Regions from separate parts of the Homo sapiens genome. Here all the other regions are linked to region 3. Evidence: chromatin contacts called from ENCODE Hi-C or POLR2A ChIA-PET data. All regions are on one chromosome and are shown on one strand. Each heading gives the region's core, a stretch centred on a gene start or an enhancer-like site at or near the end of the contact. The rest is flanking DNA. Distances are from core to core; before and after follow the strand shown.

Region 1 (2,700 bases), core at 162-2,661, 370 kb after region 3:
GGATAAGAACGGCACATCCTCGCCCCTGTAGAGAGCAATCATCTGTGGTGAAAAGAGAAAAAAAGCGGGTGTGTGGGGGGGTGGGGATAGGGCAAAGGTGACAGGATATGAAAAGGATAGAAAAGGATATGAAAGGACAGAAAAAGAAACGAAGGTGGAAAGTGGAGAGCTGAAGGTGGAGAGGCAGAGCCAGGAGCCTTAGAGGCGCAAATGTGGAGAGGGGTGGAGGGAACCTGGCAAAAATACAGGGTCCCTGGTAGGTGCAGGGGTCATGGAGGGTCCGGCGCTGCCCCTTCGCTTCTCAGCTGCTCCCCCATCTTGCCCGCCTAGGCAGGGCGGGGAGCCCTCCGGAGCGGTGCGGAGGCAGCCAGGCCCCGCCCGCCGCAGCCGCGGCAGCCGCCGGAGGATTCCTGTCCTAATATGGAGCTGGGATTCCCCCGGCCCCGCCCCCGCCCCCGGCCCGCGGGGAGACAGAGGCTGGCAGCAGGGCGGGGGGAAGCGCTCGCTTGGGGGCCGGCAACGGGGGGAAGGGATGCCTAAGTGCAGACCCAGGTCCTCGCCGTGCCCCCACGTCCCTGCCTCAGTTTCCCCTTCAGTAAGGTTAATTAGCTGAGAGGGAAACCACGAATCACTGCAGACTACAGCGCTGATGTTGGTTTCTATTCTTGGCTGTGGGAAAACAGGATCAACGCCAAATTCAGCTGGTCCCTTTCCCACCGGACTCCCTTTCCACCCATCCTCGGGACTTAGACCCCCATGAACACCCCCTGATAAGCCGCCAAGGCCCGATTTGGGAAGCGGGGGCGGGAATTTGTTCTCTAAAAATGGCCAAGGGAATCCCAGGTTAAATAGTCCCCAGAGAGGAACCCCAGCAGTGACCTGTCCCACGGAGGCCAAGGAAAGTCCTCCTTCCCTGCATGTGAACGTGACCTTGTCTGTCAAGTAACGAGGGGGATTTGTAGACAACCCTGTTCTTCCCCATTCCCTCAACTCCTCAGAAAAATTAGTGTCAGTGCCGGCCCCTCTCTGCCCTCTGCGGACTCCTGCCGCGGGCTTCAGGCCGCCCTAAACCTGGCCCTGTCGCTTCCCTCAACTGAACGCATTCAGACGCCAGGGTCCCCACACTCCATTCAAGCTTTCCTAACGCAGCGCCTTCCTCTCCGCTCAGCTCCCGCCAGGCTTGGCCCCCTCCGCAGCCTCCTGCTCCCCCCTCGCCCGCCTCCCTCCCTCTCTCATTCTACGTCATGAGATGACGTCGGAAGCCGGGCGGGAGGAGGAGCCCCCCTCCCCAGTCAGCGGCTCCCGCTGCAGCTTGCTTAGCCCAGCCTCCCGCTCTCCCGCCCCCCCGGCTCTAAAACGAGCCCCCCACGCCTGGCAGGAGCTATATAAGGCGGCGTGAGGCAGGCGAGGGGGGCAGCGCAGCCGAGCGGAGCCCAGGAGAGCAGAGAGCGAGCCTGAGCGAGAGACGGGGAAGCACGGAGGAGGAAGCCGCCGGTGCGTCGGGACGGGAGCGCAGGTGCTCGGGCACCCGAGCTGGAGCTCCGCAGCCGCCGGTCATGTACCGCTCCACCAAGGGCGCCTCCAAGGCGCGCCGGGACCAGATCAACGCCGAGATCCGGAACCTCAAGGAGCTGCTGCCGCTGGCCGAAGCGGACAAGGTCCGGCTGTCCTACCTGCACATCATGAGCCTCGCCTGCATCTACACTCGCAAGGGCGTCTTCTTCGCTGGTGGTGAGCATGCTGGGGCTACCGCAGATCCGAGCTGCCAGGCGCCGGAGACCCTGGAGCTGAGGGAACCCGCTGGGGCTGTCGCATGTCTAGGGCAGCGTGCTGGCGAGCTGGGGAGATTCGGGACTCGGGAGATTCGGGACTTTCTACTTTTCCTCCTGAGCTCCCTCCAGACCTCACCTTAGTTCTGAATGAGAGTTAGAGAGCCTGGACGGTGTCCCTAACACCAGATTATGAGAGGATAAGAGCCAGGACAGAGCGGCCTCGGTGCCCGCCAGTGCAGAAGCGCTCCGGGAGCCGGGGAGGGAAGCCCGGGAAGTTGCAGGGATGGAGCTGCCTGAGCCTAGGGGAACATAGCTACTGTCCGCGGTGCTGAAAGGGATCTCCTGTCGCCTTCGGGGCGCTGCCCATGGTGCTGACGGCTGCGCCGGCCGTGTATGGCTCTGTCCATGGTTCTGAACCCACAGTCGGCTTCGGAGCTCTGTCCGCGGTTCTGAAATTCAGAGCCGCTTTGGAGCTCTGTCCGCGGTTCTGAAATTAAGAGCCGAGAGGAGCCGACCCCGCTTTAGAAGTCGAGGGCTTGTGGGCTATGGAGATACAGCAACAGGTTCCCTGGCCAAGAGCTGCGGGCAGCGGGTCAACAGGTGTTTGCAGAGGCAGGTCCATGAGAAATTCCTCTGGATTCTCTGAAACTCAGACCATGCCTTCCTCACTTCTTCTCTGCCTCCCAGTCTTACTCCTGACGCACTACGTCTTCTCGCCCTACAGGCACTCCTCTGGCGGGCCCCACGGGGCTTCTCTCAGCTCAAGAGCTTGAGGACATCGTAGCGGCACTACCCGGCTTTCTGCTTGTGTTCACAGCCGAGGGGAAATTGCTCTACCTGTCTGAGAGTGTGAGCGAGCATCTGGGCCACTCCATGGTGAGTGCTAAGGGTCCTTTCAGCTGAGGCTGGGCATGGAGTGGGTGCCGTG
Region 2 (2,702 bases), core at 50-2,549, 330 kb before region 3:
TTTCTTTTGTAAAGTAGAAGTTGGGGGTGGGGTGGGTGCTGGCTGCAAAAATTTCTGGCTTCTCTTACCCCTATTGCCCCCGGCAATAAATTGTTTCTATATGCCAGAGCCATGCAAAGTTCTTGGTGGGGAGGGGGAAAGGGCCCATGCTGGCTTAGGGGCTCTAAGGCGCCCAGACTCACAGGTGCTGTGAAGAGCTCCTTTATTGGGGTGATGGAATCGGTTCCAAAGAGCTGGTTTACTGCTGTGAAGGGATCGCAGCTTTGAATTTCAAGCTCTGGTTCTCAGTCCTCGGGCACCTGTGCGTGAATCTGCAACAGGAGTCGCCTCTACTGTTGGACTTGTAAGACAGGGCGGCAAGCTGGCCCCCATACCCGAGGAAGGACCCAGCTGTTCAGAATAACCGCTTCTAGACATGCTAGGAAGAGTGGTCAGGGAGCTACGCTTCCCACACACTACCCAGTAGAATCCTCCAGGCTCCGTCTGCGCAATTGTGCTCCCCAGCCCATCCACCCGGGGGCAAGACGGAACTCCTCGTCTACTCACCGCTGCCGCAAGGCTGGGCCAAGTTAAGGCCCCACGCACTTTGGCATCCGGGCCAGGGATGGTCTCCAGACCCCACAGGGTGAAGCGGCTGAAGTTGGCAGTGGCTCCAATGAAGCGGTCCTGGGGAAGGGGCCTGGCTCAGCATCGGGACTACAGCTCCCGCCCGCACCCCCTTTCAACCCTATCCCTTTGCTCACGAAGTCCCGCTCCAGCGGCTCCTCCTCTTGGTCGTCAGTCCCGGAATCCCGCAAGGGGTCTGGCTTCCCCATCGACACCTTCTTCTCTTCTGTCACCATCACGTATCCCACGAGGCCAGGCGGCACCGCCACCTCCTCTCCCCGTAGACAGCGGCCCCGAAACGACACTTCGAGTCCTGGAGCGGGAGGCGCAAAGGGCCTCAGGCAGGACCCACGCTGGGTCGAGCCCGGAGCTGCCCTCCCGCCACCTCCGGACGGACCACGATCCCCAGGAGCCCAGGCGATGAGAAGCGCGCAGGCCGGCGCGGGGGCTGCCGGGAGCCGTAGTCCGGCCGCAGGGCTCACCCTCGGGGCCCTGGCGGATGGCGGGCGTGAAGAAGCGCCCCACCGGGGCGGGCCCGTCCACCGCAACCTCGCAGGGCAGCAGATGCAGTGTGGCGGGTACGGCGTCGCGCAATGTGGCGGAGCGCAAGTGGACGCGGTGCCTCTCGATGGCCGCTTCGTCGCCGCTCTCCATCCTCCCTCCTACGCGACGCCAGGGCTCGCGAGCTGACACTGAAGCTGGCGCGGAAAGCGCGCAGGACCTCTCAGGAAGCCTCCGCGGGGCCTCACGGGAAGCCGCCGCGGAGCTTCACGGGAAGTGTAGTCCCCTTACCCCCTAACGCTTTCCCTGGGTTCAAGTCCTAGGGTTTTCCAGTTGTGTTTTGTTTTTTTCCTTCCTTCCTTCCCCCCTCCCCTCTTTCCTCCCTCCCCTCTCCCCCTCTCCTTCCCCCTCCCCCCTCCTTCCCCCTCCCCCCTCCCCCTCCTCCCTGCCTCCCTTCCTTCCCCCCTTCCCTTCCCTTCCTTCCCGTCCTTCCCTCTTTCTTTCTTTTTCTTATTTATTATTATTTTTTTTTGACAGAGTCTCGTTTTGTCGCCCAGGCTGGAGTGCCAGGCACGGTCTCAGCTCACTGCAACCTCCGCCTCCCGGGTTCAAGCGATTCTCCTGCCTCAGCCTCCGGAGTAGCTGGGATTACAGGCGCACACCACCATGCCCACCTAATTTTTGTATTTTTAGTAGAGACTGGGTTTCGCCATGTTGGCCAGGCTGGTCTCGAACTCCTGACCTCAGGCGATCCTCCAGCCTCGGCCTTCTGAAGTACTTGGATTACAGGCGTGAGACACCGCCCCCAGCCGGGTTTTTTTCTTTTATTGTTTTTAATGGCACATGTCGTTGTAAAAATCTAAAACGATTCTGAAAAGTACTCTTTTTATATTGATTAGTAGGTAGGTTATTCATTTTTAGTTTATTAGGGACATCAACCCTTTTCTTAAATGCATTGAAAATGTTTTATCTGTGGTCTGTCTTGCAAACCTGTGTAAAGGTGATTTTTGCTGGACAAGGACTTATTTTTGTGGTTGTTTGGTCTTTTAGACAAGGTCTCACTCGCCTAGGCTGGAGTGCAGTGGTTTGATTGGCTCACTGCAGCCTCGACCTCCCAGGCTTAATCCATCCCCCATCCTCAGCTTCCTGTGTAGCTGGAACCACAGGCCTGCGCCACCACGCAGCTAATTTTTGTATTTTTGGTAGAGGTGGAGTTTTGCCATGTTGCCCAGGCTGGTCTTGAACTCCTGGACTCAAGTGATCTGCCCACCTTGGCCTCCCAAATCACGCTGGAATTACAGGCGTGAGCCACTGCACCCAGGACAAAGACTAATTTTTTGTAGTCAAATTTATCAACACTTTTCAGTCTTTTAGATTTCACAATTTTCTCTCTTTGGTTTCTCAGCTCTTCTCTAATGTTTATTTGTTCAGACACCCAACTTAGATATATTTTTTCAAGTTCTCACATAAAACAAACACAAAACTGGAAATTTAGATTTAAATTGCGTTTAATTTATACATCCCTGCACATCTGGGAGCTGGCCTTGGTATTCTGTTGAATATAAACAATTTCAGAGAACATCAGCATCGGACAA
Region 3 (2,774 bases), core at 170-2,669:
ATTGATGGAAAGGGGAAAGGTCAAGGTTTGGGTAGGAGGAAGAGGACTTCCCACCCAGTGCTAGGATGTGAGCCAACCTTTCTCAACCCAGTCCTTTTCCCTGTCTCTCCCAAACCTCACCTTCCCCCGACCTGGTGCCCCATTCTTTTTTTTTCCCTGTTCCCAGCTTCTTCTCCACTGGGGGCAGTTGGCAAAATGGAGCTGGAGAAAAGATCTGAAGGGGATGTGTAGGGGGAAAATGAGACCATTTCACTTGAGTCTCCCCACTCCCTTTCTCAACACACATAAAAAACACACACAGGCTAGCTGTTGGTGAGAGGGCAGAGCTAGTGGCAGAGGTGGGGAGAGAAACTGAATTGATGGTGTGGGACAGGGAGAGGTGGATGCTAGGCAGGCAAGAATCCCTGCCAGTCTCTGCCTCTGTCTCCAAAGGCCAAGGGGAGTTGGGGTGGGGAGTGGGAGGCAAGGTGGGGCCCCCAGTGCAGGTGCGGCTGAGGGAAAAGGGCCTGAGTTTATTTTTGAGACTAAAAAAGACACAAATGCTTTCACCAGAAACATTGTTCCTTTTTTTCCAGTAATCATTTATTGGGCGCCTCTTGAACGCCAGGCGATGCGAGACTGAAAATGATCAAGTCCCTGCTCACATTTTTGGGATAGAGGTAGGAAGAAAGGGCAAGAAAGACTTAACAAACGGTGGAGATTCGAACGTATTATGGGAGCTCTAAGAAAGGAAAGGAAAGCGGGAGGAGGCTTAGTGGAGAAGACGACATTTGAGCCGGCCTGGAAGGTGGAAAAGGGGGCTTTAGAGTCGCCCTTCCCCCAGGTCGGCAGCTGGAGCTCAGCCCGGGCAGGCCTGCTGCTCTCCCGGCTTGGATCCCCTTTCAGCCCATTCATCCGGGCCTGGGCCGGGGGTGGGCGGGCAGACAATCAGACACTGTTTTATCCCAGGCATCGGCTCCAGCCTCCCGCTTGGCGCCCGCAACGCGGGGCCGCCGGGGAAATGAGTCTCTCGGGACTCCCTGGGAGCGTAAGCGTTCGAGGATCTGACCGGAGGGCCGGGCCGGAAAGCTTGAGAGCCTTCGCTCCCGCAGGTGAGGCGCAGAAAACACTCCCTCGGGGAAGTGCCAGCCCTCCTCGCAGCCCCGCCCTCCGGCCCGCCGCCGGCCTTCGGGGCCGTAGCGGCGCGCAGGGCCCGCAGAGACCGAGACCTGCGCACTACAACTCCCAGGAGGCCTCGCGACCAGACCGCCGAGGGGCCACTAGAGAAAGGTGCGTCTGCGGCGAATCCCGTCGCCCAGCGCACGGCAGCGGGTGTGCCTGAGTGCGCGTCGCCTCCCAACCAGAGAGGACGTGGCATACGGCGCCACCGGAAGTTCCGGCAAGTGGGCCCTGAGGCTGGCCCCAGCTTCCGGGTTGGTCGCGCGCCTTCCTGCGGCTAAGATGGCGACGGAGCATCCCGAGCCTCCCAAAGCAGAATTGCAGCTGCCGCCGCCGCCACCTCCAGGCCACTATGGCGCCTGGGCTGCCCAGGAGCTTCAGGCCAAGTTGGCAGAGATCGGAGCTCCGATCCAGGGTGAGGAACACAGGAAGTCGAGGGGCCTTTACGGGCCTGCGGAGAAGCGGAGCCTGGTTACCCGGGAGACTCGGGTGCGAGGGGCGGAGGCAGGCCGCTGGGGCCTGACCTGGCCGGGCTGGCCTGCCCCATTGATCGTGTACTTTGCCCTGCAGGTAATCGCGAGGAGCTGGTGGAGCGGCTGCAGAGCTACACCCGCCAGGTAGGTGTTGGCGGCGGGACGTCAGGATAGGCCGAGCTTCTCCAGGAGACCTTATATACCCCATCACGGCTCGGTCTTCATTCTTTCTTTATCTCGGCACAGCAAGGCGGAGGCTTGCCCTTTTTAGCTTGTTCTTGCCTTTGCCAGCTTAGTTGTAATTTCTTGTATCCATCTTGGTCCTCTTCAGTGCCCAGCCAGAGCGCTGGCAGACAGGCACTGGGTACGTTTTGTTGAATGAATTGGGAGCGAACGTCGTTTAGTGAAACAGCTAGTTTTGGACTGACCTAGAGTCCTTTCTCTTTTGCAGACTGGCATCGTGCTGAATCGGCCGGTTTTGAGAGGGGAAGATGGGGACAAAGCCGCTCCACCTCCCATGTCGGCACAGGTAGGGAGATTCTTCTGTTTTTTAAGATTCCATCTGCTGATCCTTTTGTAGTTCATGAGCATGATGATTGGGTGTTCACGTGCATGTGTGAGATGTGACACCCTTGCACATTACTCGCCTGACCTGAGTGGGGAAAAAAAAAGATTCCATATGTTCAGGGTAGCCCTTCCTCTCACTTGCAGTTGTTGGGCAGGGAGGTACTGCCATGACAGAATTGTGAGCTCTTCAGTTCTCTCTTTGATGCTGACACTTGCCTCCTTTTCCACTGTCTGCTTCTCCAAAAGCAGCTTGTGGCCGGGTGCAGTGGCGCATGCCTGTAATCCCACCACTTCGGGATGCTTAGATGGGACGATCGCTTGAAGCCAGGAGTTCGAGACCAGCCTGGGCAACATAGTGAGACTCTGTTACTACAAAAAATTTTAAAAATTAGCTGGGCACGGTGGCACGCGCCTATAAAGTCCCTATAAAGAGGCTCAAGGATTGCTGGAGCCCTGGGGTTGGAGGCTGCAGTGAGCTCTGGTTGCGCCACTGTACTCCATGTACTCCATCCTGGGTGACAGAATGAGACTTTGCTTCTTTAAAAAAAAAAGGGGGGAGGTGATGGGGGAGGGGCT

What was found. Hi-C counts contacts between places; a loop is a spot of excess contacts on that map. ChIA-PET counts read pairs that join two places held with the same protein, here RNA polymerase II (POLR2A). Pooled maps may share reads with other maps.
Region 1: a loop to region 3 is called in a pooled map, with 3 times the contacts of the local background. The contact joins the promoter of NPAS4 here to the promoter of SF3B2 in region 3. A Hi-C loop is called at or near these places in 1 of 37 single-sample maps with no recorded cell type and 7 of 50 pooled maps. POLR2A ChIA-PET finds 5 or more read pairs at or near these places in 4 of 52 experiments (CD4-positive, alpha-beta T cell, HEK293, PC-3 and 1 more).
Region 2: a map of CD4-positive, alpha-beta T cell shows a loop between it and region 3 (4-fold over the local background). The contact joins the promoter of RNASEH2C here to the promoter of SF3B2 in region 3. A Hi-C loop is called at or near these places in 4 of 168 maps with a recorded cell type or tissue (CD4-positive, alpha-beta T cell, CD8-positive, alpha-beta T cell and naive thymus-derived CD4-positive, alpha-beta T cell), 8 of 37 single-sample maps with no recorded cell type and 16 of 50 pooled maps. POLR2A ChIA-PET finds 5 or more read pairs at or near these places in 14 of 52 experiments (A549, CD4-positive, alpha-beta T cell, CD4-positive, alpha-beta memory T cell and 10 more).

What each region holds. Positions count from the first base shown.
Region 1 is chr11:66,419,624-66,422,323 of GRCh38, forward strand. NPAS4 (neuronal PAS domain protein 4) reads left to right here and starts at 1,412. Exons shown (of 8, transcript NM_178864.4): 1 at 1,412-1,731; 2 at 2,497-2,648. The coding sequence starts at 1,557. RefSeq lists an enhancer at 1,458-2,054 and silencers at 1,987-2,301, 1,995-2,289.
Region 2 is chr11:65,719,499-65,722,200 of GRCh38, forward strand. RNASEH2C (ribonuclease H2 subunit C) reads right to left here and starts at 1,300. Exons shown (of 4, transcript NM_032193.4): 1 at 1,089-1,300; 2 at 744-919; 3 at 547-666; 4 at 1-311. The coding sequence starts at 1,260. The coding sequence ends at 285. It overlaps KAT5 (lysine acetyltransferase 5), which reads left to right. Exons shown (of 13, transcript NM_182710.3): 13 at 1-106. RefSeq lists a silencer at 986-1,225 and an enhancer at 1,376-1,445.
Region 3 is chr11:66,050,945-66,053,718 of GRCh38, forward strand. SF3B2 (splicing factor 3b subunit 2) reads left to right here and starts at 1,420. Exons shown (of 22, transcript NM_006842.3): 1 at 1,420-1,573; 2 at 1,729-1,775; 3 at 2,083-2,160. The coding sequence starts at 1,441. SNORD13F (small nucleolar RNA, C/D box 13F) reads left to right here and starts at 2,200; the gene lies at 2,200-2,284. RefSeq lists enhancers at 418-969, 788-837, 1,458-1,627 and a silencer at 1,038-1,247.